Linked DNA regions of Homo sapiens: all the other regions are linked to region 1. The links are chromatin loops, found by intact Hi-C in ENCODE. Cell type or tissue: A673. All regions are shown on one strand. Region 1 overlaps RAVER2 (ribonucleoprotein, PTB binding 2). Region 2 holds the start of LOC124904195 (a long non-coding RNA gene). Region 3 has its middle 110 kb from the start of CACHD1. Region 4 overlaps CACHD1 (cache domain containing 1).

Region 1 (5,000 bases):
ACAGCACAGCAGTAGATTTGTGCAGGCAGAAGAATCAACAAACTTAGAATGTAGGTCAATTGAAATTATCCAGTCTGAGAAACTGAAAGAAAAGAGAATGAAGAAAAATGAACCATAGCAATGTAGGCAAGGATGTGGAGAAATGGGAATCCTCATACAGTGCTGGGGGTTGGTGGGATGTAAAAGGGTGCAGCTGCTTTGGAAGAGTGTGGCAGTTCATCAAATGTTAAACATAGAATTACCAGATGGCCCCAGGATTTGACTCCTAGGTGTATCCAAGAGAATTGAAAACTTGTGTCTGTACACAAATGTGTACATGCATTGGCACAGCAGCATTATTCATAATAGCCAAAAAGGAAAACAACCCAAATGTCCATCTAGTGATGAATGAATAAACAAAATGTGGTAATATCCACGTGATGGAATATTATTCACTAGAAAGGAATGGAGTACTGATCCATGCTACAACATTGGTGAACCTTGTGAACATTATGCTAAATGAAATAAGCCAGACAAAAAGTCCACATATGATATTCCATTTATATGAAATATCCAGAATAGGCAAATCCATAGAGAATGTAAGTAGATAGTGGTTATTGGGGGCTGGAGGAAGGAGGAGTTGGGGAGTATGATTAACAGGATTTTTTTGGGGAGGGGAGAGTGATAAAAATACTCTAGAATTCAATTGTGGTGATAGTTGTTCGTAAGTTGGTGAACCTTGTGAATCAACAAATTTTGGACTCTTTAGAAATTAAGCTTCAACTGTACTAAACAGAGAATAGCATTTTCATTTAGTGTTTTAGAGATCCTAAAAGTAGTTAGTTATGAGCAAACAGATCAGATCAGTTTTTCAAGATCTAGGTCTAATTAGAAATCAGTTTTAAATGGACTACCCCTTCCATTTCTCTAGTCAGTTGTAATAATTAATTAGAATTGCCATTGAGCTGTGAATTTTCTCAAAAACTGCATGTCTTGAATATTTGAACTATGATTGGGAAAACTTAAATCAGAAATAAATTATTTAAAAATTTGTAGTATACACTCTAGCAGTTATTAATAGCATTATAGTCAGCTATGTAATCCTGTCAATATGAATGTACAAATTGAGTTTGAAATTTCAGATTCTGAGGTCCTTCTATGTCAAATGGTTGGGAGAAGTCTACCTTAAAAGAGAAGCTTTTGAGCCCATTTATTAAATGTCTATTAAACACCTAAATCTAACATCTAATTATAATCAGTCAAAGACAAAACATTTCACCCTTCCCCTTTTAATTAAAATAGGTAAAAATATATCTTAAGCACCTTTCCAGTTTGACATAGTCCCAATAATGTAAAGAAAAATGTAAGAGGTTTTTCAGCTGTTTGATATGACTGTGTAAGTTGTGATTTTTTTTTTTTTTTTTTTTTTGAGACAGCGTCTTGCTCTGTCATCCAGGCTGGAGGGCAGTGATGCAATCTCAGCTCACTGCAACCTCCACCTCCTGGGTTCAAGTGATTCTCCTGCCTCAGCGTCCCGAGTAGCTCGAATTACAAGCACCCACCACCATGCCCAGCTAATTTTTGTATATTTAGTAGAGACAGGGTTTCACCACATTGACCAGGCTGGTCTTGAACTCCTGACCTCAAGTGATCTGCCTGCCTTGGTCTTCCAAAGTGCTAGGATTATAGGCATGTGCCACCGCGCCCGGCCTGATTTTTGTTTTTCATTTAACACTTGCCATATGTGGCAGTTGTCCAGCATGCAGCACAGCAGTGTTATCTACTTGCACGGTGTGTTCTTGTGTTACCCTGATTCCAGGGATCTCCCCTGCCAGGAGGCTGACTGCCTGTTCCAGGGAATCAACCACAGAATATATGATGAGATGATGTGATGAGGGGAAGAGGAAAGAAAAATGAACAAAAGACCTGGAAAATGAATGCTTGGTCCTTTCATATGGAGCCTAATGCTGCCACCCAGTGGTCAAATAATGCAGACAGACTTGCCAAAAAGTACATTGTGTTATGTAATGAATGCTGTGTGGATTTTTGTATGGACCGTGATAGATCCGAATCGTGTGACAAACACCTACCATACAAAATATGTTTTAAAACATAAGCCTACTTTAAACAACAATTATGGGAGCACAGGTTATCTATATATTAACCCTAGACAATAACTTGGAAAGTACTTTTAAAAAGTGATTTTGGTTAAAAACTGGAAGTAAGGAAAGCAAGCTGTTGAAATGTATTTCGGCTGGGCGGGGTGGCTCATGCTTATAATCCTAGCACTTTGGGAGGCTGAGGTGGGTGGATCACCTGAGGTCAAGAATTCAAGACCAGCTTGGCCAACAGGGCGAAACCCCGTCTCTACAGAAAATACAAAAAATTAGCCGGGTGTGGTGGTGCACGCTTGTAATCCCAAATACTCAGGAGGCTGAGGCAGGAGAATCGCTTGAGCCCGGGAGGCAGAGGCTTTAGTGAGCCGAGATCCCGCCATTGCACTCCAGCTTGGGCAACAGAGCGAGACCCTGTCTCCCAAAAAAAAAAAAAAAAAAAAAAAAAAATTAGTGCTGTGCAATACCTTTTTGGGGATGAATCGTTAAATCCAAAGTTAGGACTCAACCATTATTCATATGAAGAAAGACAAGTAGCTGAGAGGCAAATATGAATATGAACATTGGAAACATTTGTTATGTATATATATCAGACAGAGACATTTTATTATATCATTAATGTCACAGAATGAAGCATATTGATTTTGAAACATTTTTAACAATGGGAGAAAGTTATATTTTTAAATAAAAATTTAAAAATGTTTAATGCAGAAATAATGATAAAATTAATTCATGTTTCTGTAGGTCTGAAATCTAAAAGCTGGACTTGAAGCTATAAGAAAGGGACATTAGGGGCTTGATTCAGATCTCAGGAGAACTAGTGCAGTCCCATTTTGGTTCTCCGTATACCTGACTCCACTGAAGAGACAAGACTTAGAAAAGGTGAAGTGGGGCTGAAGGTAAGGGTGAGACTGAGGAGTCCTTGAGGCAGAATTTTCTGAAAACAAATTTCATTTTGTATTTAAAGGGCTACCTGCTAGATGCTTATATTCTTTTCAGAAGAACAACAATAATAAATATCTTTAATTGGACTGATAGCAGATGAGCCTAATGGAATTCACTGTTGACATTAACATATCCCAAAGGAATCTTCTGAGGGATAGTCAAGATTCCCCTTTCCCCAATTCTTACGATGGCTTTGAAAACTAGCCACCAGTTCAATTATTGACATGAGCTTAAAAATTGAGCTTAAGATACATTGTATTAAAAACTGGCAGTCAACAAATGATATTGTGACATTCTGTTTCTACATTCACTTGGAAATCAATGGGATAAAAGAAAGTCTACATTTACATGAAAATAAAAAGATTTGCTTTAATAAAAGAAAATTAACTTTTTAAAATCCAAGAATAAAATAGCGACTGCATAGAGAATGGGTTTCATAGTAGATGTGTGCAAAAGATTGGATTGGTGAGCAACATTTAAAAGAGCCAACTAATTTGAAATTCTAACGAGAGGGCAGGTGCCCAAAGCGAGAAGCACATTAACCTTTGCTTTGGTAGGCTCTAGTAGATTACGGTGTTCAGTTTTTCCATGTCAGAGTGTCAGAGACCATGGCCCATGACTATTTGCTGAAGGAGCTGGGAATGGATGCTTAGAAAATATTTTTTGAAAGGTATTCATTTACTCATTCAACCAGTATATACTGAATGTCTACTATATGACAGGACTGTTCTAGGCACTAGGGATATGGCAATGAACAAAACATCAAAATCCTTATAAGAATGGAACTTACATTTAGGGGAAAAAATTAGTAAAAGGAATAGTGATCGCTGCAGAGAAAATAAGATGGAGGCTAAAGAGTGTCTGGGAAGTCTTGGAGTTTAAATACGTGGTCAAGGAAGGGTTCATAGTAAAACTGATTCTTGGGCAAAGACCAGAACTTTAGGGAGTATGCCACATGAATATCTATGTAAAGTACATTCCAGGGACAGGGAACAGCAAGTGCAAAGGTACTGAGGCAGAAACATGCTTGGTCTGTTAAAGGAACAGCAAGCAACCTTTAGGGCAGAAGAAGAGGGAGCAAAGTGGAGAATAGGAGATGATGTCACAGTGGGGTCGGGGAGGCAGAGGGCACAGACAATTTAGGACCTTTTAGGCCCTTGTAAGGACTTTGGCTTTTACTCTAAGATAGAAAGCCACTGGGATGCTTTGAGTAGAGGGATAATTGACTGTATTTATAGTTTAACATGCCTAGCTGCTGTGTTAAATAATGAATGTAGAACATAGCAGGGTCAGTTAGGGAGCTGCTGTGGTACAATCCAAGTAAAAATGCTGACTTGGACAAGCCTGGAAGCAACAGAGGCAGTGACATGTGGCTGGACTGGAGACATTTTTGGAAGCTGGAGTCAGTGGGGTATACGAGGGTAAGAGAGGAGCCAAGTCCCCAAGAGTTTTGGCCTAGAAAAATGAATTTGTTATTGATTGAGATGGGTAAGACTGTGTGGGTGGAGCAAGTTTTATGGGTACGTTTTAGACATAAGATCCCTAAGTGAAGATGTTCCTTTATTGGTGTTCATTATACAAGTCTGGAGGTGAGGGGAGAGTTATGGGCCTCTAGAGGTACATATTTGAGAACCATCGCATTCCTGTAAATCGCTATAATTGTGAATTGCATGAAATTGGATGAGATCACCAAGGAAGTGAGGGTAAGTAAAGACACCAGGGGTTAGTCACTGTGCGTCTTAAGATTTCTCTTTCGATTTTGTTTTCTTGGTGAAATAGAAAGCAAAGCATCAGCTGAGAGTGAAGATGAGGGTGTACTGTTGGAGCTTCGAGAAAAGAGAAGGCTTGCAATAGTCACTTAGGGGAGTGGAGATCAGTGGGCAGGGTAGGGTGGGGATATAGTAGGATTGCCCAGGGGCATGAGGGTGAGGGGCCTCCGTTGAAGTTATGCCCATTCTGATA
Region 2 (5,000 bases), 270 kb before region 1:
TATTCAACTCCTTTGTTTACACTGAGAAAATCTCAAATGGAGAAAGTGAAGTACAGCAGGTAAGAGGCAATGAGTACTTGACACTCCCTGTCTTTGTCTTGCTTTTAGATGTGGCTTCGTCACTCTTTCCAAGCAATCTCCACTTGAGGTTTCCTGTTCTTTCTCTCTGTATAATTTCACGTGCATCTCATGCATAATGGTGACAACCTTACACTTCAGATTCTTAGAGGCGGTTAAAAACTTATATGCATGGTTTTCTGCTATCCACGCTATAATTTGGAACTATTTAATTCCTTTTTGTTTTAAAAATTCCTAAATGACTCACACCTAAAAACACTGAAAATTATTTTATCTGATGTAGAAAATAAGTGTCCAGGCTTTGGAATCAGACAGACCCCACGTCAAATTCTGGTTTTCCTCCTTATTTTGTAGCCCCAGTAAGCAATTTAGCCTTTTTGAGCTGCAGTTTCTCAATCTTAAATAAGAGGAACATAATACTGCCTTATGGGGTTGTGAGAATTAAATGATGACAAATTGACCAAGAATGAAATAAAATTGTAATTCTGGCATAGAAGCAGCTCATTGGATGTTGGCTTCTTTTGTTCTTTTCTTTTTCTTTCCTCTTTTTTTTTTTCCTTTGCTTCTCCCCTCCCATCTTCTTTCAGTTCTCTGTGGAGTCAAGAAGTTTTGAGGTCAGATTCTATTTACTTTATTTATAGCTGGCTTCAGATGAACTGCCTCCTAAAATATAGTGTTGATGAACCTGGTCGTAAATAATTGATCTGTGCTTGAAAAGAAGGGTGGTAAATAGGAGTTGGTTTTAATTTCAGCGAATCCACCAACTTCATTACAGTATGTGACCATCAACACCATCAACTAGTAATTTGAAGCTAGGTTTGAAACTCAAGTAAAAAACAGAACCAAGCTAAAAACCAGAGTGTAGCAGACTGCTTCCACAGAATAGAAAGATAACTATAGTAAACTGCATACGATTTTGAACTCTCTGAGATTCCGCCATTATTATGTTCATGGAGAACAGCTTGACATTTGCAAGTGTCCTTATAGTAAAGTTGTTTGTAGGATACTTATTTACTTATAATAAATTACCGTGGTTTAATCTTGAAGTGCAGCATTTCCTGTTTATAGACATTGAGTTTTTAAAGATTGAGTTTCTGCAGGTTAAATATAGAGGATATAAATAGTCATGTATATGTATGTTCTTTTTCTTAGCTTTAGATATTTTTAAAAGCTGATGGCCTGAGTATTTATTTATTGTAGTAAATAGGATGTAGTTTGCTGTGCTAAGTCTTATCTTCATAATTCCTGTCTTATTTTTATTTCAGCAAACTAGAAAGTTCTTTATGGTCGTGAAATTTAAGAGATTTTTTGTGGGCGAAGATTTCTGAACGAAGCATGTTCAAGGAAACTTTCTGGGAGACCAGAGGCCATTTGATAACATTTTAAAGAAACTGATCCAGGGATATCAGTTTTGCCACTTTCCTTCAAGTAACAGATACAAGTTCTTACTTAGGCTGTTGTCAAATGTGAAAGTTTTTTCCCCCCACCCCCTTTGCACTGATGTCATTTTTTATTTATCTAGCTAGGAACAAGTTTAGAAGCCTTTAACAATAATTTTAGAAATTATACCTGCTGACTGAGCACTTATGGAACATCAGGGCTAGGCAACTTCCATGTATATCACATTGATTTTTACCAAATAACCTTGAAGGAAAGATATCTTATTACAGATGAGGAAATTGGGGCTCCAAGAGGTAAAATAAGTTATTTGTAGTTGATGGATATCAAGCAGGACAGCTAGCTTTTGAAATAAATATGACAGAAAGTTTTATTATTTGTACTTTTATTTTGTTTTGTTTTTTTTTTTTTTTTGAGACAGGATCTTGCTCTGTCGCCCATGCTGGAGTGCAGTGGTGGGATCATAGCTCACTGCATCCTTTATCTTCCAGGCTTGATCAAGTGATCCTCCCATCTCAGCCTCTCAAGTAACTTGGACTACAGGCACATGCCCACATGCCCGGCTGATTTTTTGTTGTTGTTTTTAGTAAAGATGAGGTCTTGCCATGTTGCCCAGGCTGGTCTCAAACTCCTCAGCGCAAACAATCCTCCTGCCATGGCCTTCCAAAGTGCTGGGATTACAGGCATGGGCCACTGTGCCCAGCCTATTATCTGTATTTTTAATTTAACATAGTTTATTTTTAAAATACATGTTTTCATCAGATACAGGAGTCTCTGCTAAACTGTCTTTATCTGAATAATTCAAGTGCAAGGGAATTATCGTACAATCTATTCTGTGTGTCTTATTACTGATTGTCAAAAAGTTCTTTTTTATTTGAACCAGAAGGGTACTGACTTTTAAATTCCTCCAGTCTCTCCACTCCATCCTCTGGAAGAACACTTAACAAATAGATCTGTGTCTGTTGTTTATCCCAAAAATGAGGACAGTTGTGTCGTTGTTATTATCATTTAGCCTAAATTTTAGTATAAACAGGTCTTAAATAATTTCTTCTTCTGTGACATGATTTCCAGATCCTTTCAGTACTGTGGTCATTATTACAACAACATAACAATAAAAGCTCATATTTACGCATTTATTGAAAAATTTGCTATCACTTCATTATGATGGTTCTCCCATGGGTTGAATTGAACACGGGATTTCTCATTCTACAATGAGAACACAGACACTTCAGTACCTTCTTGACTTAAATAACTGCTTAGACATTCTAGACTCTGTGGTCCTGGACAGTACCCAGAATGAAATCTTTAGGGACATGTTTACCTCGTATGTTTCCTATTCTGTAAAATATCCGCCATCACAATCACTCACACTTCTATGTCCTTTGAACTTCAGAACAACTCCATGAGGTAGGTGGCAGTATTGTTATTAGCAATGTTCAGAAAGGCCACGGATCCCAGCTAGTAGGTAATTAAGCTGGCTTTTAAAACAGTTGTGAAATTTATCAAATATATGGAGACGTGTAAAACATACATATAAATAAATATATTAAAATGAACATCTTAACTTACTACCCAGCTAAAGAAATGAAGCATTACCAAACTTAGAAGGCCCTTGTATGACCTTCCAAAGAGAATATCTTCCTCTCTCCCTCTCAGAGGTAGCCTTATCCTAATTTTTTGTTAGCAATTCCCTTGCATTTTTTTGTTTTGATTTGTTTTATATGTACTTATCCCCAAATTAATTTTGTGTTTGGCTATTTTTGTTCTTTATATAAATTTTAAGCATATGTTTATATTCACATATCTTGCTAGTTTCACTCAGCTTCATATTCATTAGAAGCACCCATGTTGACATCTGTAATTAAGGGTCATTTATTTCCATTTCTGTGGTATTCCATTATATGCAATTTATGTATCCATTTTATAGCTGACATTGTTTGGGCTGTTTCTAATTTTGTTGTTGTTTTGTTTTTTAAGAGACAGGTTCTCGCTCTGTTGCCCAGGCTGGAGTGCAGTGGCACGATCATTGCCCATTGCAGCCTCAAACTCCTGAGCTCAAGCAATCCTCCTGCCTCAGCCTCCCGAGTAGTTGGGACTACATGTACACCACTAAATCTGGCTAATTTTTAAAATTTTATTCTAATGTTTTGATTTTTGTTCATACCTCCGTACATAGTACAGAAGGAATAATTCCCTTAATTGCAGGAATTTTATTATCCTTGGCCTCCTGCCAACTTAATGATGGTAGAACTGTGTGTTGTATGTGTGTCTCCACACACCACTGCCCTAAATAGTGGGGCAGGTGACACTATTCAGCTCAGGTGGAGAATCACTTCTCTAGAGTAGAAGTGCTGGGTGTCAGTGTTCAACATGACTGAATAATGCCAGACTGCTTCCACAGTGGCTGTCATGGGTCACTTGCTTATCTGCATCTCCTTTAATATCTGATATTGTCTGATTTTTAATCCTTTGCCAAATGTGGGGTGTCTGAAATGGTATCAGGCGAGTTTCATTTGCCTCGCTCTGATTACTAATGAAGTTGAAACACCTTTTTGCATGCTTATAGTAAATTTTTGTGGTTTTGTTTTGTCAAATATCTATGAATGCTCCTTGTCCAGTTTTTTAGTTGTTTATTTTAGAAGTTTAAAAATGCTGTATATGTTCTAGATCAGTGCTGTCCAAAGAGAACTTTCTGAGATGATGATGTTCCATATTAGGGCAAGTAGAGTAGCTACCAGCCATGTATGACTACCGAGTAACTGAAATGTGTCTAGAGCTACTGATAATTAAATTTTAAATAAAATAGCTACATGTGGCTGGTAGTTACCATATTAGGTTGCTGTGCAGATTTATGATTCGTAAATAAGTCCTTTTAGTTTTTGCCTTCCTTGTCTTTTCATCTCATTTTATTGTTTTTATGTTTTGTTTGGTTTTGAGATAGGGTTTTGCTCTGTCACTCCAGTTTGAGTGCTTGGTGCAATCACAGCTCACTACAGCCTCCACCTTTGGGGCTCAAGCATTCCTCCCGCTTCAGCCTCCCAAATAGCTGGGACCACAGGCAGGCACCACCATGCCCAGTTCATTTTTGTATTTTTTGTGGAGACAGGGTTTCTCCACGTTGCCCAGGCTGGTCTTGAACTCCTGAGCTCAAGCAATCCACCATCCTTGCCCTCCCCAAAGTACTGCGATTACAGGCATGAGCCACTGCAGCTGGCCTCATTTTATCTTTTAAAGAATTAACGTTTTAATTTTAACTCAGTTTTTTAAAAAATCGATCTTTAGACATAAAGATATTCTCCTATACTGCCTTCTAAAACTTCTGCCTCTCTCACTTAAGACTTCTTTTTGTTTGTTTGTTTGTTTTGAGATGGAGTCTTGCTCTGTCACCCAGGCTGGAGTGCAGTGGCACGATCTCAGCTCACTGCAACCTCCGCCTCCTGGGTTCAAGGGATTCTTCTGCCCTTAGCCTCCCGAGGAGCCGGGACTACAGGAGTCCACCACCATGCCCGGGTAATTTTTGTAGT
Region 3 (5,000 bases), 460 kb before region 1:
TTAACACCGTTGCCTGACAGCTGCTTTCATGTTTTGTATCAAGACTAAAATGGTCTCATTCTAGTCTTAAGCCAGTGAATTTTCTGGGAACAAGTAGTTCACATTTGGTACAAGAATTCTCACCTCTTCACTGGCTTAAAGTATTTTTCCTCCCAGCTTCCCTGGCTTGCATCATGGTAGCTGCCCTCTTTTGTTTTAACTTTGAGACTGTTCCCTTGGCCTAACCCAGACAGATGACCTGTATTTTAAATAGTCTTTTAGAATCAGTTTCACCTCTGAGTCTTTAGTTTTCTCATTTATAAAGTGAGTATAACAATACCCTCCTCACAGGGTCATGGTGCAAATTCTTAACTTTAAATATGGCTCATGGTAGGGACTCATTAAAGGTTAGCATTTTCACAGCTAATTGTTCATAAAAAAGAAAAAGAGGGCCAGGCGTGGTGGCTCATGCCTGTAATCCCATTTGGGAGGCTGAGGTGGCGGATCACCTGAGGTCAGGAGTTCCAGACCAGCCTAGCCACATAGTGAAACCCCCATCTCTACTAAAAATACAAAAATTAGCCAGACGTGGTGGCAGGCGCCTGTAATCCCAGCTACTCGGGAGGCTGAGGCAGAAGAATCGCTTGAACCTGGGAGGCTGAGGTTGCAGTGAGCCAAGATCATGCCATTGGACTCCAGCCTGGGCAACAAAAGTAAAACTCTATCTGAAACACACACACACACACACACATACACACAGAGAGAGAGAGAGAAAAGAAAAAGGGATCAATTATTTCTGTTTCATAGCTGTGTCCTCAGTTAAAAGAAAAACAATGTCCATTCATGGTGGCTCATGCCTGTAATTCTAGCTCTTGGGAGGTCAAAGAGGAAAGATAATCTGAGGCCAGAAGTTCAAGACTAGCCTGGGCAACATAGTGAGACCCCATCTCTACAAAATATAAAAAGTTAGCCAGGTATAGTGGTACGTGCCTGTAATCCCAATTACATGGGAGGCTGAGGCAGGAGGATCACTTGAGCCCAGGAATTTGAGGCTGCAGTGAATTGTGATGACACCACTGCACTCCAACTGAGTGACATAACAAGACCCTGTGTCCAAAAAGAAAAAACAAAAATGGCATACATTTGCTGTTATTGTTTGCACATAATATAAACTGTTAGAATAAATAAGCTCAGCAAAGTTGCAGAATAAAAAATTAATGCACAAAAATCTGTTGCATTTCTATATACCAAAAATAGACAACCAAAAAAAGGAAATTAATTAAACAATTCTATTTACAGTACCATCAAAAAGAATAAAATACTTAGAAACAAACAATCAAGGAAGCGAAAGACTTATAAACTCAAAACTACAAAATTTTGCCAAAAGCAATGAAAGAAGACACCCATAAATGGAAAGACAGCCCACATTCATAGACTGGAAAACTTACTAGTGTTAAGATGTTACCACTATGCAAAGTGATATACAGATCCAATGCAATCCCTATTAAAATTTCAATGATGTTTTTGCAGAAATAGAAAAACCCGTCCTAAAATTCATATGGCATCTCATGGGACCCCATATAGCCAAAACAACATTGAAAAAAAACAATATTGGTCTCACATTTCCCGATTTCAAAACTTTCTGCAGTGCTACAATAATCAAAACAGTCTAGTACTGGTATAAAGACAGACATACAGAGCAATGAAATAGAATAGAAAGCCCAGAAATAAATCCTCCCACTTAAGGTCAAATGATTTTCAACAAGGGGGCCAAGACCATTCAATAGGTAAAGGACAGTCTTTCCAACAAATAGTGTTGGGAAACTTGTATATCCACATGCAAAAGAATGAAGTTGAACCCTTAGTTTCTGCCATATATAAAAATGACCAAAACATAAGAGCTAAAGCTATAAAATTCTTAGAAGAAAACATAGGGCAAAACCTTCATTGTATTGGATTTAGCAATGATTTCTTGGATATGAAACCAAAAGTACAAGCAACAAAAGAAAAAAATAGATAAATTGGACACTATCAAAATTAAAAACTTCTGTGCATCAAAGAATACCATCAACAAGGTAAAAAGGTAACCCACCAGAATGGGAGAAAATATTTGCAAATCACATATCTGATAAGGGATTAATATCCAGGATATCTAAATAACTTTTACAACTCAACAACAAATACACAAATAACCCAGTTCAAAAATGAGCAAATATTTGAATAGACATTTCTCTAAAGAAGATATGCAAATGGCTAAATAAGCACATGAAAAGATGCTCAACATTTCTAATCATAAAGGAACTGCAAATCAAAACTGCCACAAGATGCCACTTCACACCCATTAGAATGATTATTGTCAGAAAACAGAAAATAACACGTGTTGGCAAGGATGTGGAGAAAATGGAACCCTTGTGCGTTGCTGGTGGGAATGTAAAATGGTGAAGTCACTGAAAAACAGTATGACAGATCCTAAAAAATTTAAACATGGAATTACCATATAATCCGGCAACTCCACTTCTGGGTATATACCAAAAGAATTAAAAGCAAGACTCAACCTTTGTATATCAACGTTCATAGCAGCAATAGTCACAATAGACAAATGGTAGAAAAGTCCAAATGTCAATCTACGGATGAATTTATAAACAAAATGTGATATATACATACAACAGAATATTCTTCAGCCTTAAATAAAGAAGAAAATTTCCAGCCTGGGCAACATAGCGAGACCCTGTCTCTAAAAAAATAAAATAAAATTAGCTGGGCATGGTAGCTTATGCCTGCAGTCCTAGCTACTTGGGAGGCTGAAGAGGAGGGATTGCTTGAGCCCAGGAAGTTGAGGCTGCAGTGAGCCGTGATCGTGCCACTTCACTCCAGCCTGGGCGACAGGGTGAGAACAAAGAAAGATGAAAGAGAGGAAGGAAGGAAAGAAGGAAGGAAGGAAGGAAGGAAGGAAGGAAGGAAGGAAGGAAGGAAGGGAAATTCTGACACATACTATAACATAGATGAATCTTAAAGACAAGTCAGTCACTAAAGGACAAATATTGTAAGTTTCCACTTAAATATGGTACCTGGAGTAGTCAAATTCATAGAGACAAAAGGTAGAATGATGGTTGCCAAGGGCTTACTAGAGAGAAGAATGAAGATTTTTAATGGGTATAGAGCTTCTGTTTGGGAAGATGAAGTTCTAAAGATGGATGGTGGTGATGGTTACACAACACTGTGAATGTACTTAATTCTGTTAACCACTACAGTTAAAAATGTTTACAGTGGTATAATCAATGTTTATGTACATTTTACCACAACTTAAAAAAAAGATAACTATATTATCTGGCAGGAAAAACCTGCTCAGCCTGTGGCCACTCTTGGACAATAATAAATTCTGAGAAGAGTGAGAAATTTGAATTTTATTTGGGATACAATTTCTCCAGATATATCTATCCTTGAGAATTCTGTGAATTATACCTCTGCAAAATACAACTGTATTTCATGAATATATTTTGACTCAGTAGGACAGTGGGTGGCCAGTTTGAGGACAAAACGCCATGCTTATTTTCTTTTTAAAAAGACAGCGTTTATTAGAGAACACTGTGAAATGACTTGGGAAAATTCTGGAGAGAATCAAACTCCTTTCAGAAGTGCATGAGAATCCTCTTTAGAAATACTGAAACCAATTGTAGATGGTAACTGCAGGGGAAGAACCTTATATTTTATTTATATATATATAATATAAGCAATATGTAATATAAAAATTATATAATTATATAATATATATTATATATATTATGGCAAAAACCACAGTTACATTCACACCAACCTAGATTAAGTGGTTCAAGCCTTCATTTAAAAAAAAAAGATTGTTTACATAAGGAATAAGAGAAATAGAAATGGAAATCTTGCCTTAAGTTGTGGGAGGGTAAGGCACACTCACTAGCTCTACCCATGCACAAAGCAATTAATGGGCACACACACTTTTCTCGTGGGAACAGTAGCAGCCCACCTCTTGAGAGGCCTAACCGCTTGGTATTCATTAGCTTGATGAGCTCTCCAAGGCCCAGATTCTGGTCCAAGCCTTGCCAGCTTACTTACCCGATGTGTCCCCACACTGACAGATGGTCCAGCTCTCAGGACCTGACTCACATTAACTCTGCTCATGGAATGGGGGTATGGAAAAGAGAATGCCAATTCATGAACTTAGTGTGATTTAGAAATACCACAGGGACCAAGAATATTCAAAGTCATTTTAACCCACACATTTTTATCCCTGTTAAACGAATCTGTGTGGGCAGCCAAATGTTAATCAGAGAAGATTGCTTGGTGAGCATGAAATCAGAAGTGAGGCATTCAATGTCCATTGACAGCAGGCTAAAGCAGTGTTTCTCAACTCCCAAAGAGTTTGATTTGATTATTCTAGGTTTCAGCCTGGGCACAGGTTTATCTTCAAAATCTGCCCAGGTGATTTTAATAAAAAATCTGAATTTTGAACTACTGGGCTAATATATGCTTGTGTACCACCAGGACTAGGAACTGCCTGCTAGATGTCCTTTGGCAAAGGTTCCCTGTCTGAATAGTGCTTGGGTACTGCCAATGTCTGCCTCTGAGACTCTTTTGTTCTGTCATGGGTGCCAACCCCTCTCCCTTTTTTCATTCTAAGTGCTTGTTTCACAGAAGCATGAAGAAACCAAGTGACTTGCCTAAGGCTATACAGTTAGAGGCAGAATCAGAACTAAAATTACAGTTCTTCTGAATTTCATTCTAGGGCTTTGCTTTTTCACCTGGCCTTCAAAGAGATCTGCAGGGACTTTATAGCAGAGGGTTGCCTTGAACAACCCATAGTTCACATGTCAGGTCAGGTCCCCATAGTTCACATGTCAACTGCTTTTAGTTTCTTGAGGTATGGGTTCTGGTGAAGACAGAGTTAATTACTTTAAGTTGGGATATATTTAAAGTTATTGAATTGTAAGGGGTGCCTCTCTGTGCTCCCCACTATATTGTGTGTTTATTTCTCTCATACCAACAAGTTT
Region 4 (5,000 bases), 140 kb before region 1:
AAGGATATAACAAAAGGAAATATTTTTGCACAGCTGTACAATGTGTCTGTATTTTAACCTGTTATTACAAAATAGTCAAAAAGTTTTAAAAGTTTAAAAGTTTATAAAGCAAAAAAGTTACAGTAAGCAAAGGTTTATTATTGAAGAAAGAAAAAAGTTTAATAAATTTAGAGTAGCCTAAATATATAGTGTTTATAAAGTCTACAGTAGTGTACACTGATGTCCTAGGCCTTCACATTCACTCACCAGTCACTCACTGGCTCACACAGAACAACTACCAATCCTGCAAGCTCCATTTATGGTAAGTGCTCTATATAGGTGTACCTTTTTTGTTTTTTGTTTTTTGTTTTTTGTTTTGAGACAGAGTTTTGCTCTTGTCGCCCAGGCTGGAGTGCAATGGTGCGATCTCGGCTCACCACAACCTCCACCTCCTGGGTTCAAGCGATTCTCCTGCTTCAGCCTCCCAAGTAACTGGGATTACAGGCACATGCCACCATGCCCGGCTAATTTTGTATTTTTGGAAGAGACTGGGTTTTTCCATGTTGGTCAGGCTGGTCTCGAACTCCCAACCTCAGGTGATCCGCCCACCCCAGCCTCGCAATGTGTTGAGATTACAGGCGTGAGCCACTGCGCCCGGCCACAGGTGTACCATTTTAAAAAATCTTTTATACGGTATTTTTCTGGTACCTCTTCTATGTTTAGATATATAAATACCTATAGTATTACCTACAGTATTGTGTACAATTGTGTTTTAGTTGCCTACAGTATTCAGTGCAGTAACATGTGGCACAGGTTTGTAGCCTAGAAGAATAGGCTATGCCATATAGCCGAGGTGTGTAGTAGGCTGTATCATCTAGGTTTGTGAAAGTACACTCTGTGACATTTGTGCAATGATGAAATTACCTAAGGACACATTTCTCATAATGTATCTCTGTCATTACACAAGACATGACTGTACCCTTGTACACTGTGGAGGTGGAGGGGGCTACAGATGGGAGTTGTTACTTCCTCAAGACAGCTTGGTGTAGAGGAAGAGCTTAGGAGATAGGGTAAAGCCAGTTCACTTTGAAGCCTACTTCTCCCCCTTTTTTTTCCACAAGCTGTTGAGACCTTAGTGAGCTACCTTAGACCTGAGTTTCCTAACACTTAAGGTAGGATTAAAAATTTTTACTGCAGTCTGGGCAATATGGTGAGACCCTGTCTCTACAAAATAAAAAAATTAGCCAGGCATGGTGGTACGTGCCTGTAGTCCCAGCTACTCGGGAGACTGAGGTGGGAAGATCACTTGAGCCCAGGAGGTCAAGGTTGCAGTGAGCCATGTTAGCACCACTGCACTCTAGCCAAGAACTCTTTGAGCTCTTTGAGACAGGGCTGTCTCAAAAAAAAAAGAAAAAAAAAATGCTGGGTGGAGTTGCAATGAGGATGAAATGAAATGACATATGATAGGCACGGTGCTCAGGGTTGACCTCCCTACCTCTGTGCCCACCCTGCCCTGAAGAAATTTACAGTCTAGGAGGAAGCTATAAATGAATGCATGTATTCATATGCTTGATAAAAGGTGGAATATGACAGCTTCCTTAAAAGAGTAAAACAAAGAAGGAAAGGGGTGAGAGTTCACTTTTATCTGCGAGTAAATTATGGGAAACCCCATGGAGGAACATGGCATTGACTGGCCCTTGAACTGGTAGGATTGTGGCGTCATGATTCTCTGCTCCCTGATAAGCGTATTTCCATGTGAATCCTTGAGTGTGTTACACAAAAGGAAACTCAAAAGAATTAAGTCTATAAATACATGACTACACAACGGCCTCGGCTCTCATGGTATGAGTTCAGAGTTGTGATCCTAGAATTGAATGAAAATTGAATGTTACCAAACTAAACTTAGAAACTTTAGGGTGTATTTTTATTTAGAAATATTTTATGTGGCCAACAGAATTTCGTTTTTCAAAAGAATCTAATTTTAATTGTTGTATCTTAAGAAAAACTACTCCAATTGAGAATGTTTTTTGAAAGTAGAATCATTTTGGCCCATAGTCTAAGACCACTTAGAATGATTGATTTTCAGCAGTGTTACCCTCACAAGTGGAGGTTAGAAACAATTACTACCTGTGTGTGTTTTCAACTATCTATCTGCTTTGCCCATTTCTCTTAAAAATATCATGTTCTGTCCAATCATCTATTGGCTTATTTTTAAGTCAAAAAACACCTGTACGTTATTTGTTCCTTGTGAATTTGTATTTTGGTTACTATCTCATCAGAAACTTTATGTAAGTGTATATTAGGCAACATTTTTTTCTTTGTAGAGGAAGATTTCTCCCTAGTTTGTGGCAAATTCCAAAATACTTAAAAAGCAAATGCTGAACCTTAAAAACCTGGTCAAAAAACTTTGTAGATGAACGTAAGACCATTTTCTAGAGGTGCACAAACATTCTCCTGCAGTTACTCTCTGTGGCCACGAGATGGTGAGTGAGTCCCCAGAGGGACGTCACACCCCTTATAATCAAACAAAGTTTCTTAGGAACTATCAGATAAATATATAAGCAGACTGTCAAAGAACAAAAACCTAATCTCGGCTCTTTTTGATAGATGCCTGACCTCCTTTCTAAAGCCCATTTCCCACTTGAGATTGTATTTGCAGACACTTTGCTACATAAGCCTTTGGATAGTAAATAAATTTTTCCTTGAAAGTGTTTGCAAATATCCTTTGTGTTTCAAATAGTGCGTCTTCCTCCATGAGTCAGGGACTATGTCTGTCTTAATTCATCACCCTTCCCAGTGCTCAGCAGAACTGCCTGGCACTGAGTAAACAATTAATTTGTTGAATACGAAAATGTGTTTGTCTTTCTCCTGCTTTTCCACAACTTGCTATTCCCTTCTCCCCTGACCTCTTCAGATTTCCATTAATGATTGAAATAAGAGGAAGTTACAGAGGAGTTGAGCAATGGTATCATAGTAAGGAAATTAAATGGAATGCCCTTAGTATGAGAGTTTTACTCTGAAAGCACCTCTGTTGAGGTTCCTATCAGAAAGCAGTAGCAGAAGAGATGGGGGTGCCATCCTGAGATGAAGAGATGGGTGCCCTCCTGAGTTGCCTTGGAGACAGCTGCACCATCACTACCGTCCTGGATGTGAACCCAGGACCTGTGACCAGCCAGGTTCAGAGTGTCACTGGACTCTGTCATAACCCATGGACAGAGTCCAGTGTATCCTAGAATGTCTGCATTATTAGATGAGACTAGTGAATGTTGTACCAGGCAAAGCCACAGGTAACTACAAAATTCACTGATGCTGTTGCTTTGAGAGTATAGTGTGCGTTGGTGGGGGGTGGGGCAGCAGTTGTTTTTAAGTTCCTGCTTTGTGTGAGTCACTGTGTTAAATACTAGGGATACAAAGATAAACAGGAACTTACAATTTAAGAAAGAATTTGCTAATGAATAGATAGCCTTATATTTTTTATTATAATATGGCAAAATATAAGAGATGTGCACAGAATGCATGTAAAATCACAGAAGGAGCACCAGCCCCCATGTGGGCTGGCAGGACTGGAGGTGGGTGGGGGAAATAGGTTGGGAAAGCTTCCCAGAGAAGACTTTCCAACTGAAGCATGAGGCACAATAGCAAGATGAGGAAGGTGGGAGGGTGAGCCAAGCAGAAGGGCCACCATGAATCTAACACCTCGAATGCTAACATGAATTATCAGTTAGTGTGTGGGTGCTTGTAAATGAGCAGAGACGGGAAGCTATCCAGGAAGTGTTTGAATAATCACTGGGATTTTGCTAAAATCCTGTTTTCTACTTTAATCCTTTACATGTATAGCATAAGGTGGTTTTAATATGCACAGCAGTTTGTGACTTAGATTCTGGAGCCTAGCACCCAATCTAACACTCCAGACTTAGCACTGCTAAAGCTGAGAAACCTATTCTGGCTCCTGGTCTCTTAATCCTGGGTAAGGGCATCACTATTTGCTCAGTATCTGAACCTAGAAACCTCGACCTTTTCCAAGGATGTCAGCTCCCTGGCATCTTCACCAGGCAAGTCCATTTGGTCACCAAATCCAGCCTACTGTGCACTTGAACAGTCCACACACTGCGACTGCCCTACTTTATGTCCTTGCCATCTCCTCGAGGCCCATGCTCCAGCACCCTGTCCTCTGAGCCTCTGATCCCACCTTCCTTCTGTCCAGCCTCCCCATTGCCCCCTGACCACTCCCACTGTCCACTACTAGATCATAGCTCATAGCTTCAGCCAGCCTTCTTGACCTGGTCTTAGCCTATCTGTCCAGTGCCATCTCCCACCGCCCCAACCCCCAGCACCAAGCTTTCACCATTCCCAGAAGCCACCAGAGCCCTTCCAGCTGTTGTACCATTGCATGTGCTTGGGCCCTGCTGGAGGTACCTTTACACCCCTGTCTTTACCTACTTAGCCCCTTTTCTCCCATCAGGTCTACCCAATTGTCACCTCAAGGATCTAAGCCAAGTCCATTGGCTTTGGAATTCCTTTTGTGTGCCTCTGTTTTAGCACATGGGTGTTTCCCCTTCTTGCCCTAAGGTAGGCCTCTCAGGAGCTGAGGCCTCACCTTAGCCCTTTCCTGTCCAGCCTCTAGCCTGGCACCTGGCACCAAGAAGGCACTCAGTCATGGTGGACACACATGTCTCCCATCCAAGTACTAACCAGGCCCGACCATGCTTATGGTGGACACATATGTCAGTGAACACTTCCTCTTCTGCCCTGAATTTGCAGATGACACTTCTGAGATTCTGGCTAGACATCTCCACATATGTGACCAACAGAGTCTCAAAATCAAGCTGTGCATAAACAAAATGTGTCTTCTTTCCTGAGACTCAATCTGTGAGTTGTCCTTTCTTATCCTTATAACTTGAAGTTGTAGTCACCTTTCACTACTCCTCACCCCCACAGTCCCCCACATCTGATGACTTACCAATTTCTCTTGCCTCCACCACTGAGATAGCTTTTAAATCTGTCCAATCCCACTGCCCTAG

The links. Hi-C counts contacts between places; a loop is a spot of excess contacts. Peaks named below come from ENCODE experiments on the same cell type or tissue, not always from the same donor. Only the 100,000 strongest peaks of a DNase experiment are listed, where the experiment ranks them.
Region 2: it touches region 1 in a loop (5-fold over the local background); 11 of 110 quality-filtered maps call a loop at or near these places.
Region 3: a loop joins it to region 1, with 10 times the contacts of the local background. A loop is called at or near these places in 3 of 110 quality-filtered maps.
Region 4: a loop joins it to region 1, with 7 times the contacts of the local background. A loop is called at or near these places in 98 of 110 quality-filtered maps.

Annotation. Positions count from the first base shown.
Region 1 is chr1:64,822,417-64,827,416 of GRCh38, forward strand. All of the region lies in intron 11 of RAVER2 (ribonucleoprotein, PTB binding 2), which reads left to right. Among named protein-coding and RNA genes, the nearest start is that of RAVER2, 80 kb to the left of the region's middle. RefSeq lists an enhancer at 4,715-4,894. In A673, a CTCF peak has its summit at 1,973 (motif pointing left); DNase peaks (open chromatin) are centred at 1,925 and 4,735; H3K27ac peaks cover 2,397 bases.
Region 2 is chr1:64,550,598-64,555,597 of GRCh38, forward strand. CACHD1 (cache domain containing 1) reads left to right here. Exons shown (of 27, transcript NM_020925.4): 2 at 1-59. It overlaps LOC124904195 (a long non-coding RNA gene), which reads left to right and starts at 2,157. Exons shown (of 2, transcript XR_007066150.1): 1 at 2,157-5,000. In A673, a CTCF peak has its summit at 2,884; a DNase peak (open chromatin) is centred at 144.
Region 3 is chr1:64,359,239-64,364,238 of GRCh38, forward strand. No RefSeq gene overlaps it. Among named protein-coding and RNA genes, the nearest start is that of CACHD1, 110 kb to the right of the region's middle. RefSeq lists an enhancer at 1-11. In A673, no CTCF peak of the experiment used is centred here; DNase peaks (open chromatin) are centred at 2,943, 3,513 and 4,093; H3K27ac peaks cover 4,951 bases.
Region 4 is chr1:64,684,470-64,689,469 of GRCh38, forward strand. All of the region lies in intron 26 of CACHD1 (cache domain containing 1), which reads left to right. Among named protein-coding and RNA genes, the nearest start is that of RAVER2, 58 kb to the right of the region's middle. In A673, a CTCF peak has its summit at 2,458; DNase peaks (open chromatin) are centred at 2,472 and 3,612; H3K27ac peaks cover 1,898 bases.